Regions from separate parts of the Homo sapiens genome. Here region 2 is linked to region 1. Evidence: chromatin contacts called from ENCODE Hi-C or POLR2A ChIA-PET data. All regions are on one chromosome and are shown on one strand. Each heading gives the region's core, a stretch centred on a gene start or an enhancer-like site at or near the end of the contact. The rest is flanking DNA. Distances are from core to core; before and after follow the strand shown. Region 1 overlaps GNG7 (G protein subunit gamma 7). Region 2 has its middle 4.6 kb from the start of ZNF77.

The links. Hi-C counts contacts between places; a loop is a spot of excess contacts on that map. ChIA-PET counts read pairs that join two places held with the same protein, here RNA polymerase II (POLR2A). Pooled maps may share reads with other maps.
Region 2: a pooled map shows a loop between it and region 1 (7-fold over the local background). The contact joins two enhancer-like sites. A Hi-C loop is called at or near these places in 5 of 50 pooled maps. POLR2A ChIA-PET finds 5 or more read pairs at or near these places in 2 of 52 experiments (HepG2 and activated B cell).

Annotation. Positions count from the first base shown.
Region 1 is chr19:2,539,972-2,546,101 of GRCh38, reverse strand. All of the region lies in intron 3 of GNG7 (G protein subunit gamma 7), which reads left to right. Among named protein-coding and RNA genes, the nearest start is that of GADD45B, 67 kb to the right of the region's middle. RefSeq lists enhancers at 187-326, 435-1,253, 1,254-2,073, 2,380-2,439, 2,074-2,893 and 4 more and a silencer at 1,800-1,889. Within about 2 kb of position 2,393, at least 34 of the 41 ENCODE cell types and tissues checked have a DNase peak (open chromatin) inside an H3K27ac peak, as active enhancers do.
Region 2 is chr19:2,946,517-2,952,598 of GRCh38, reverse strand. No RefSeq gene overlaps it. Among named protein-coding and RNA genes, the nearest start is that of ZNF77, 4.6 kb to the right of the region's middle. RefSeq lists an enhancer at 1,955-2,024. Within about 2 kb of position 1,843, at least 32 of the 41 ENCODE cell types and tissues checked have a DNase peak (open chromatin) inside an H3K27ac peak, as active enhancers do.

The DNA of each region.
Region 1 (6,130 bases), core at 1,144-3,643:
GGGGGCCTGCATCCCAGCTGCCAGGGGACACATCAACGCCTGATCGTTGCCCTGTGCCTTCTCACCCTGATGCCCTGTGTCCGCTCTGGAAGCTGTGTGCACCTTTCTTTTTCGTTTGTTTGTTTTGTTTTGTTTTGTTTTGTTTTTGAGGCAGAGTCTCGCTCCGTTGCCCAGGCTGGAGTGCAGTGGCGCGATTTTGGCTCACCGCAACCTTTACCTCCCGGGTTCAAGCAATTCTCCTGCCTCAGACTCCTGAGTAGTGGCATTACAGGTGCCCACCACCACTCACGGCTAATTTTTTTGTATTTTTAGTAGAGAGGGGGTTTCACCGTGTTGGCCAGGCTGGTCTCAAACTCCTGATCTCAGGTGATCCACCCACCTCAGCCTCCCAAAGTGCTGGTATTACAGGCATGAGCCACTGCACCTGGCCTTTTTTTTTTTTTTTTTTTTTTAAGACAGTTTCGCTCTTGTTGCTTAGGCTGGAGTATAGTGGCGCAATCTTGGCTCACTGCAACCTCTGCCTCCCAGGTTCAGGCAATTCTCCTGCCTCAGCCTCCTGAGTAGCTGGGATTACAGGCATGCGCTACCATGCCCAGCTAATTTTGATTTTTTTTTTAGTAGAGATGGGGTTTCACTATGTTGACCAGGCTGGTCTCGAACCCCTGACGTCAAGTGATCCGCCCGCCTCGGTCTCCCAAAGTGCTGGAAATACAGGCATAAGCCACCGTGCCCGGCCTATGTGTGCACCTTTCTGCAGAGTCTAAACCAGGGTCCCCTAGGCACTGTAGACATGGCGGCCAGATTGTTCTCTGAGGTGGGCCTGTCCTGGGCACTGCAGGGTGCTGAGCAGTATCCCTGGCCTCCACCCACTCCATGCCAGGAGCACCCCCCAGTTACGACAACCACAGATGTCGCCAGACAGCGCCCAGGGTCCCCTGGGGGACGGAATTACCTCTAGGTGAAACCCCCAGGGATAGGGGATTCCACGGACCCCCAAGAGACTCTGCGTCCCATGATCCTCTGCTGTGCTGAGGTCCCAGGAGGCTGCACACAATGAAATCCACACCGAGCTGGGAGGGAGAGAGGAGGTGAATCCCAGGAGTTGGGGGTCCCCCTGGTTCACACCATCCATCCCGTTGGGAGCTTATTCTAGTGTGGGTAGGGATTGAACCCCATTTTCCCCAAATAATTAACTCAGGGTCTTCTCCCTCAGCACTGTGGACAGTGGGGTAAGATCCTTCTCTGGGGTGAGGCTGTGCTGGGCACTTACGGTTGCTGAGCAGCGCCCCTGGCCTCCACCCACTCCATGCCAGGAGCTCCCCCAACCCCGACAACCACAGATGTCTCAGGCATCGCCCAGGGTTTCCTGGCGGGGCTGAATCACCCACCCCCCCAATTAAGAGCCACTGTTGGCCCAGCACGGTGGCTCATGCCTAAAATCCCAGCACTTTGAGAGGCCAAGGTGGGCAGATCACCTGAGGTCAGGAGTTTGAGACCAACCTGGCCAACATGGTGAAACCCCATCTCTACTAAAAATGCAAAAATTAGCTGGGCGTGGTGGGGGTGGGGGGCGCCTATAACCCCAGCTACTCAGGAGGCTGAGGCAGGAGAATCTCCTGAACCCGGGAGGCGGAGGTTGCAGTGAGCCGAGATCGCGCCACTGCACACTGTCCTCAGGGGCTTCTGTGAGATGCACTGAGGTCCTCATGGCTCCCGGGGGTGCTCATGGCTGAGGCCCTCGTGCCCACAGCAGGCGTGCAGATGTGCACATTGACGCAGGTGCCCAGGGACACAGCTCTCTGCAAACCCAGCTGCCCCAGCCACTGTACGAAGGCGACTTGTTCCTCACAGTGCCTCGGAGCCTTCTCTTCTCTCCCAAACTACTGTTCCATTTTGTTTGGGTTTGGATCTTTTCCTCTCTAAACATAACACCCTGTCTCTCTTGTCTCTGAACACTGTGTTCTCAGAAGCAGTCATCCCTCCACGGGGAAGGGCTGACGTTTCCACTCCAAGCATTGTCTCCCCTCCTGCCAAATCTGGTTGCTGGTTTTGTTGCTTGGGGTTTATTTTTCTTTCCTTTTTCGAGGCAGGCAGAGGTTTGGAGGGGTGAGAGGTGGGGGATTGCCAGACCCCCAGGAGGAAAGAGTCCAGGAGCTCTGCGAGCTATAAAGCTACTGGTTCTGGAAGTTTTAGAGCCAGATGAAGGTTGCTTCTGTTCTCACGTTGCTGCTGCAGGCCGGCCGCCCCTCCCGCCTTCAAGGCCACCTTCCCCCGGGGCTGACTCACCCCGGCACGCCGCGCCACACAAGGCTGGCTCTGCTTTGATGAGCAGACTGGAAAAGCGCAGCCGCCTCATTGTGGAGCTGCCTGGAAGCCGCCAGAGCCCGCTCTGAGCTGGAATTCGCTGAGCCTGACTTCCTGTGCCGTCAGGAGAGCAAACGCCCGCTGGCCTTAGGAGCCGGTTTACAGGAAGCAGCCATGGGAGGACGGTTTGCTCGGCTCATGGAGAAGCAGCCACCCTCTGCACGGGTTTTAATGCTGCACCCTCATCTCAGGGCTGTGAAAAGAAAAATTGCAGGCCGGGAGCGGGGGTTCATGCCCGGGATCCTAGCACTTTGGGAGGCCGAAGCAGAGGGATTGCTTGAGCCCAGGAGTTTGAGACTGGCCTGAGCAATACGGTGAGGCCCCAGCTCTAAAAGAAAAAATATTAAAAATTAGCCGGGCATGGTGGTGCACACCTGTAGTCCCAGCTACTCAGAAGGCTGAGGTGGGAGGATCTCTGGAGGCCAGGAGGTCAAGGCTGCAGTGAGCTGTGATTGCACCACTGCACTCCAGCCTGGGTGACAGAGCAAGACCCTGTGTCAAAAAAAAAAAAAAAAAGGAGGCCAGGCACGGCGTCTCATACATGGAATCCCAGGACTTTGGGAGGCCAAGGCAGGTGGATCACTTGAGATCAGGAGTTTGAGACCAGCCTGGCCAACATGGTGAAACCCTGTCTCTACAAAAAAATAAAAATAAAAAATAAGCCTGGTGTGGTGGTGGATGCCTGTAATCCCAGCTACTCGGGAGACTGAGGCAGGAGAATCACTTGAACCTGGGAGGCGGAGGTTGCAGGGAGCCGAGATGGCGTCATTGCACTCCAGCCTGGGTGACAGAGCGAGACTCTGCCTCAAAAACAAAACAAAACAAAACAAAAACCACCAAAAAAAAAAAAAAAAAAGGAAAACAGCAGAGATGATGTGTGCAGCATGCTCAGTCCAGCGTCTAACACCTAGCAGCAGCAGATGGCAAATAAGAGCTGAAGCTGTCCTGGGCTGTGGGACCCCATGCCTGCTCACCGGGGGGCCCTCCAGCCTGGAGACCCCAACCAGTCCCATCCTGGCCTTGCGTATCAGCTCCTTACACTGCATAAGAAACTACTGCATATGTGGTGGCTTAGAGCAACACGCCTGCCTGAGCTTACAGTTCTGGAGGTCATGGTGCAATGACGTCCTCTGCCCAGGGTCTCCCAGGCTGAAACTGAAACGTGAGCCGCCTGCTGTCTGACGCGAAGCTTCCAGTTGTCGTCCCCAGCTCATTCAGGTTCTTCCTGAATTCACTTCCTTGCAGTCGTAGGGCGCAGTCCCCCTTTCCTTGCTGGCTGTCAGTAATAAACATTCAGTGCACAAATGAAAAAACCCACCCCAGGCCAGGCGCGGTGACTCGCACCTGTAATCCCAGCACTTTGGGAGGCCGCGGTGGGTGGATTGCTTGAGGCCAGGAGTTCAAGACCAGCCTGGGCAACATGGTGAAACCCCGTCTCGACTAAAAAATACAAAAGTTAGCTGGATGTGGTTGTGAGCGCCTGTAATCGCAGTTACTCGGGAGGCTGAGGCAGGAGAATCACTTGAACCTGGGAGGCGGAGGTTGCGGTGAGCCGAGATCACGCCATTGCACTCCAGCCTGGGTGACAGAGCAAGACTCCATCTCAAAAAAAAAAAAAAAAAAAAAAAAAGAACACACAGCGCTGCCTCCCATGAGCCTAGCCAAGGCCCGACTGTGCACCTGCCACAGGGAGCTCTTTGGAAGGGCCGCCCTGCAGCCAGCCCCAGACAGGAGGCCCAGCAGCACTGGGTACAGAAGCACCATTTCTTCCCATCTCAGCCCTCGGCCCTGATCAGCCTTTCTTATTTTATTTTTATTTTCTTGAGACAGAGTCTCACTTTGTCCCCCAGTCTGGAGTGCAATGGTGAAACCCTAGCTCACTGCAACCTCAAACTCCTGGCCTCAAGCCATCCTCCCGCCTCAGCCTCCCGGAGTAGCTGAGACTACAGGCTTGTGCGACCACACCCAGCTTACCTTTTAATTTTTTTTTTTTTTTTTGATGGAGTCTTGCTGTGTCGCCCAGGCTAGAGTGCAGTGGCGTGATCTCGGCTCACTGCAACCTCCGCCTCCCAGGTTCAAGCGATTCTCCTGCCTCAGCCTCCTGAGTAGCTGGGATTACAGGTGCCCACCACCATGCCAGGCTAATTTTTTTGTTTTTTGTATTTTTAGTAGAGACGGGGTTTCACCATCTTGGCCAGGCTGGTCTCGAACTCCTGACCTCGTGATCCACCCACCTCGGCCTCCCAACCTGCTGGGATTACAGGCGTGAGCCACTGCCCCCGGCCTTGATTTTTTTACTTAGAGGCAGGGTCTCGCTGTATTGCCCAGGCTGGAGTGCAGTGGTGCCATCCCAGCTCACTGCACCCTCATTATGTTCTCCTGAAATTCGGCTTCGCTTCCCCAAGAACATTTATTTTTATTTTTTTATTTTAGAGACAGGGTCTCACTGTGTTGCCCCAGGCTGGCTTTGAACTCCTGGCCTCAAGCAATTCTCCTGACTCAGCCTCCCAAAGTGCTGGGATTACAGGCACGAGCCACCGCACCCAACCTGATCAGCCTCTTTTAACAGGGTCTGGGGGACTCAGGACCTTCCCTGCCGATGGAGGAACCCTCGGTAGCTCCCGCTCCCTCGCCTCTCTGGCCGCCAGGCCCAGGAGCCGCTCGGTAAAGTCCCTGTCTCTGCCAGGCCGGGTGCATTCTTGACATTCCTGTCCTTTTACGCAGGCCGCCCCGGCCAGCTCTCAGAAGCCTCCACCGGCTGCATGCTCTCTCCCTGCTGGTGAGAAGATGGCCCTGGCGGCGGCGGCTCCTGGTCGGTTTATCGAGCCGGGAGTGGCACTTTCCCAACTATGAGAACTATGCTTGGAATTCAGAGCCACCGCCAGCCTCTCTGGGTCTCGCTGTCACGGCTTCCTGTGCAGCTGGAAAACACCTCCAAGAGTGGCCGTGGCATCACAGACCTAAAAAAGGAGCTGGGTTTGCTCCGGCAGGTCTCCCCGGGAGGAGGGAAGCCAGTCTGTCCCGCTGCCCGGCGGGCCTCGCTGTCTGCTCGGCAGAGACAGGCCAGGCAGGTTTGGACTTCTCGGGATGCTCCAGCCTCAGCGCCCCCAGGGTCCCCGCAAAATCTCCAACCACCCCAGGCCTGCTGTCTGCTTCTTGGCTTTACAGCCCAGGACACCTGGATTCAGCCCACCCACCCCCGAGCAGGGGCCCACGCACCCACCCTCTGCACAGGCTGGGCACGCCGTCGGGCTAAGGGTCCCGGCAAGAATCAGTCTTAGAGCACAGGCCGAGTGTGGAGGCTCCGTCTGTAATCCCAGCACTTTGGGAGGCTGAGGCAGGAGGATCACCGGAGGCCAGGAGATCAAAACCAGCCTGGACAACATAGTGAGACCCCCATCTCTACAAAAAATTAAAAAATTAGGGGGGCATGGTGGTGTGTGCCTGTGGTCCCAGCTACTTGGGAGGCTGGGGCAGGAGAACGGCTTAGGCCCAGGAGTTCAAGTTTTCAGTGAGGTGGGATCACACTACTGTACTCTAGCCTGGGCAACAGAGTAAGACCCCTTCTCAGAGAAGAAAAAGAAAGAAAGAGAGAGAGAGACGGAAGGAAGGAAGGAGAAAAGAAAAGAAAGAAATTGAGAAAGAAACAGAGAGAGAGAGAGAGGGAGGGAGGAGGGAAGGAAGGGAGGGAGGGAGGGAGGGAGAGCCAGAGAGAAAGAGAAAGAAAGAAGAAAGAAAAAAGGAAGGAAAGAGAGAGAGAAGGAGG
Region 2 (6,082 bases), core at 594-3,093, 410 kb before region 1:
TGATTGTTCCACTGTACTCCAGCGTTGGCAACAGAGTGGGATTCCATCTCAAAAAAATAAAATAAAATGAGGAAAAGTTTACTATTAGCTAAACCTTAACTCTAGCTGCACATGTGGGGCCTGGAAGAAGTCCCTGGCCCCTTTTAAGGCAGGAATTTTTTTTTTTTTTTTTTTGAGATGGAGTTTCACTCTTGTTGCCCAGGCTGGAGTGCAATGGCACGATCTCGGCTCACGGCAACTCCACCTCCTGGGTTCAAGCGATTCTCCTGCCTCAGCCTCCCAAGTAGCTGGGATTACAGGCATGTGCCACCAAGCCCAGCTAAGTTTTGTATTTTTAGTAGAGACAGGGTTTCACCGTGTTGGTCAGGCTGGTCTTGAACTTCCGACCTTAGATGGATCCACCCGCCTCAGCCTCCCAAAGTGCTGGGATTACAGGTGTGAGCCACCACACCCGGCCTTAGGCAGGAATTTGTAGCTAATAGCTTCTTGGGCTTTTTGGTGTTGATTGGCTGGAGATTGGGGAAGCTGATGAAGCCGATTCAGGAATAAGGGACTTTTGTTCTCTTTCGCTGGCAGTACCGGATATGAGGAATTTGTAACCCATCTGGCGGTCTGCTGGTATCCTTCAGGACTGCTTACCTTGTAAAAGAGATAGGTGCTCAGGCATGGGAATGCAAGGGATGCGGAGCCCGCTGGGTGTCACACAAGGGGACAAGTCAGGATGGCCTCCTAATCTTAGTTATGATGCCTCACAATGGAAGGCAAAGACCCCTGCATTTTTCCTGTGTCTAAACTCTAAAGCTAAGTTCTCCAACTCAGGGCCTGCAGGCCGGATGAAGCCCAGGATGGCTTTGAATGCACCCAACACAAATTCGTAAACTTTCTTAAAACATTATGAGATTATTGGCTGGGAGTGGTGGCTTACGCCTGTAATCCCAGCACTTGGGAGGCCGAGGCAGTCGGATCACGAGGTCAGGAGATCGAGACCATCCTGGCTAACACGGTGAAACCCCGTCTCTACTAAAAATACAAAAAATTAGCCGGGCTTGGTGGCGGGCGCCTGTAATCCCAGCTACTCGGGAGGCTGAGGCAGGAGAATGGCTTGAACCCGGGAGGCGGAGCTTGCAGTGAGCCGAGATCGCGCCACTGCACTCCAGCCTGGGCGACAGAGCGAGACTCCGTCTCAAAAAAAAAAAAAAAAAAAGAAAAAAAAAACATTATGAGATTATTTTGCAATTTTTGTCTTGTTTTAGCTCATCAGCTATAGTTAGTGTTCCTGTATTTTATGTGTGGCCCAAGACAATTATTCCAATGTGTCCCAGTGAAGCCAAAAGATTGGACACCTATGTCTAAAGCAACTAAAACAAAATATCCGCGAATTTGAAAATGTGAGCTACGTGGCCATCTAGTGGCCAGAAGGGAACATCACAACGCACTCATTAATAAGAAAAGCCACATGTAAATGCATAAAAATGACCTTATTTCTGGAAGAAATAACAGACATTCAAGGAAGAAAAATCCCAACAATGGGAATATCTTTGTGCAGGAGTATGTTATCACGAGGAATGTGTTGGCTGGAGGAAATGAGCATTTATTACTTATTTTAGCGTTTATTGTTTATCAGGGTAATTGGGCGTTGGAGGATTGCGCGAAAGACCACGCCCCCAACCTCGTCCCGGGACCTCGGTCTTGTTTTAGCCACGCCCCGGGGAGGATCCAGTACAAGCCACGCCCACAGCGCGATTCTGTCCCGAGACTTGCCCTCGAGGGGCGGATCTGCCAACAATGCCAATTATCTCCCAGACGGCGGAAACTAGCTTTTCCTGCTCAGCGATTGGACGACGTAGGTCGTCCCGCCTATCTTTGAGGCTCCACCAATCCCAAGCTCATTACTAGCCCACTTTTCAGCTCCCAGCCGCCCCGGAACCGGAAACGGAAGCATCCGTCTGTGACCCGCGGCGGCCGTCTCCCTCAGTGGCCGCAGCGCCTCCCGTGAGAGCGGTTTCTCCTCCTTGTACTGCTGGACCTGGCCCCGTATCTTCGTGGCAGAGGCCAAGCAAGGGGACTCCGATGCCGGGGCGTAGGGGGGTTTGGGTCAAAGGATGGGGGCAGAGTTCAAAGTGCAGGGGGCGGGCTCGTTTAATGGCGAAGTCCTGGCACCGCGCCCCAGGGAGGAGGCTCCGGAGGCCAGTGGAACCCCGCTAGACTTCAGGGGTCTTGGTTGGGGACGCGGGGCGTTTTGACCCCCTAGGCCTGAGGATCCTAGGCCTGAGTAACCCATCGGATTTGGAGGGAAGGGTGGGGTTTAGGTGAAATGTAAATACTGCGTGGTTTCCATTTGGCAAAGAGCAAGCTTGTAAAGGGGTCACCCTCGGGTCTGGGCTGCGAAGTGCAGCCGGGACCTGTTTCCTTGGGAACCACAAGATAAGACCGCTGTAGATTGTTATGTCCGGAAACCGCTTATCAGAGCCCTGCACCTGGGTTGGAAATGGAGACGGATTCTCTGTGTCCAAGAAAATCAGACCCTCCGGCCGGAAAAGGGAAGTTTATTCTTACTGATAAAATGTCAATCACTGTGTATGATTGTAATGGGCAAGGAAGGCATTTAGCGAGCTAGAAGACATTGATGGCTCAGAAAAAGGTGTCCTTGGCAAAAATACTGTTTTCTGTTAATTTTCCAACTGATACCATCTGGGTCTGTCCTCCCAGCCTGATGAATGTGTAGGCAGATACTTTCTCAGTCGGAGTTGATTTTTATTATCTTGATTGCTGCATCCTGTGCACAGAGGTTTTCTGCTCAGCTGGGCTTCATCCTGGGGTCCCAGTCCTGGCCCCAAGCCTTAATCAGCTCTCGGGTGATATTAGGCAAGTTGCCAAGCCCCTAAGTGCCTCAGTTTCCAGGTCTGTAAAATACATAACATTACCTGCATTTGTCAAATAGTGCTGTGTGTGGATTATTATTGGCAGCTCATCATCACCATTATCACCCTCCTGTAAACGTCTTGGACCCCTTAAGTGAAGACAGCAGGGTTACGGCGGATAAAATGATGGACTTCAGAGAAAAGACTCTAAGACCAAATAGAGTCTAAAGCAGTGATTATCAAAGAGGGGAGGAGAAATTTTACGCCCAGGGGACACTGGACAATGTCTGCAGACTTGGTTGTCACAACCGGGGATGGGGTTGGGGCGACTGGCATCCAGTGGATGAGGAGGTCTAGGGTGCTGCTCAACACCCTGCAATGAATAGCACGCCAGTCTTTTGGATTTGAGCCCACCTTAATCTCATTTTAATCGAATTGCCTCTTTAAAGGCCTATCTTCAAATACCTTCTGAGGTACTGTGGGTTAGGCCTTCACCTTACGGATTTGTGGGGACGCAATTCACCCGTTAACGCTATACATACACAAAAATTCATAGACTACACCTCAAAAGAAAAATTCAACATGACCATATAATACTATAAAATAAAAGAAGATGCAATACCTGGTTTGGGGTTGGATCTTCGGAGGACCAGCTGTAAAGACCATTTGGGGTATAATTGAAGGAAATACGATTATGGGCTAGGTATAAAGGAATGATTGTTAACTATCTAAAGTGCGAATATGAAGTGTGGACTTTTAGATAAAAATACAGATTTTTCTCTAAAATAGCATTTGGGAGGTGTTTAAGAGCAGAGTGTTACAGTGTCCTCAATTTACTTTTTTTTTTTTTTTTGAGACGGAGTCTCGAGCTGTCGCCCAGGCTGGAGTGCAGTGGTGTGATCTCGGCTCACTGCAGCCTCCACCTCCCGGGTTCAAGTGATTCTCCTGCCTCACCCTCCCGAGTAGCTGGGACTACAGGTGCCCGCCACCACACCCAGCTAATTTTTGTATTTTTAGTAGAGATGGGGTTTCACCATCTTGGCCAGGCTACTCTTGAACTCCTGACCTCGTGACCCGCCTGCCTCGGCCTCCCAAAGTGCTGGGATTACAGGCGTAAGCCACTGCCCCCAGCCACTCAATTGACTTTGAAATAATTCTTTTTTTTTTTTTTTTTTTGAGACAGAGTTTTGCTCTGTTGCCCAGGATAGAGTACAATGGCGTGATCTCAGCTCAACGCAAGCTCCGCCTCCTGGGTTCACGCCATTCTCCTGCCTCAGCCTTCCGAGTAGCTGGGACTACAGGCACTCGCCACCACGCCCAGCTGATTTTTTGTATTTTTAGTAGAGACGGGGTTTCACCATGTTAGCCAGGATGGTCTTGATCTCCTGACCTTGTGATCCGCCCAACTCGGCCTCCCAAAGTGCTGGGATTACAGACGTGAGCCACCGCACCCTGCGACTTTGAAATAATTCTATGTAGATATTGGCTGTCAGTCGGCTAGAACAATTGATCAGGAAACATCTCTGTCTTCACAAATTACCTGATATGTTGAGTAATGTGAGTATAACACGAATTTCATATTTGTTTATGTTCAGTTTCAACCCTAAGAAACACTAAGTGAACAGAAGAAATTGCACATAACTGAAGAGTCTGGTAGGAAAACAGAAAATGCGCGCACACACCTCAAATACCAAGTCACACTGTTTCCTCTGCTTTAAAACTTAACATTAGATTTCCGACAACCCTCTCTCCACCACTGCATACTAACTCTGGAAATTTAGATTCCCTTGCCCAATTCCACAAGCAACCTTTGGATCTTCTGCAAGGTACGTTGCTACATTTATTATAGTATTTATGTGTTTCTTTTCCTTTTTTTTTTTTTTTTTTTGAGACAGAGTTTTGATCTTGTTGCCCAGGCTGGAGTGCAGTGGCATGATCTCGGCTCACTGCAACCTCCACCTCCTGGGTTCAAGTGATTCTCCTGCCTCAGCCTCCCGATTAGCGGGGGTTCCAGGCATTTGCCACCATGTCCAGCTCATTTTTGTATTTTTAGTAGAGATGGGGTTTCTCCATGTTTGTCAGGGTGGTCTCGGACTTTGGACCTCAGGTGATCTGCCCACCTTGGCATCCCAAAGTGCTGGGATTACAGGCGTGAGCCACCGCGCCCGGCCTATTTATGTGTTTCTTAATGATGTAAGGTGAAAAGCTGTGCTACTGTTTACTTCTTCAGGGACTCTGATAATAGGCATGTTTTTCTTTCCTGTCTTTTGTTCCCACTGCTTCCTCTCTGACAGTTATTCCACTGTTTCCTATCACTTCCAATTTCTTTGTAGTTTCCTTGCCTCTTATCTTTGACACAATGTGAGTATCCTAAGCTTCATTAATATCCATTGATGAAGGCTGAGGCAAGCGGATCACTTGAGGTCAGGAGTTCCAGACCAACTTGGCCAGCATGGTGAAACCCCATCTCTACCAAAAAATACAAAAATCTGCCAGGCATGGTGGTGCAACATAAGACAAGCTTTGAGTAGCAAAAGATTGGAAACAAGTCCACTGTCTATTTAGAGAGACCTTGTTACATCAGCTTACATCATCTTACATCTGTAAGGAGTAAGGAAGTCACCTATTAAGATGAAGAGAGGTGGAGGATTTATTTTTTTCATTGAGCCACAAAAACAATTGTAATGCAATGTGTACACCATGGTACTTTTTAAAAATAATAAAGCGGGGGGAAACAAAACGTGTCGTTCAAATGGCGTTTTTTTGTTTGTTTTTGTTTTGAGATGGAGTCTCGCTCTGTCACCCAGGCGGAGTGCAGTGGTGCGATCTTGGGTCTGCAATCCCCGCCTCCCGGGCTCTAGTGATTCTCCTGCCTCAGCCTCCCAAGTAGTTGGGATTACAGGCATGTGCCACCACGCCCGGCTAATTTTTATATTTTTAGTAGAGACAAGGGTTTTGCCATGTTGGCCAGGCTGGTCTCGAACTCTTGACCTCAGGTGATCCACCTGCCTCAGCCTCCCAAAGTGCTGGGATTATAGGCGTGAGCCACTGCGCCCGGCCCTAGAGAATTTCTTAAAGTAAAAGGCTGTACTGTTCCTATGGTAATTGAATTCTTATTTTAACTCATTTGAGAAAATAATCATAGAAGTTTAAATAAATTTGAACTCGACGTGAAAATTCTGAATACTTTTATTCAGTTGAGCCGCAATTCCTAAAGCCTG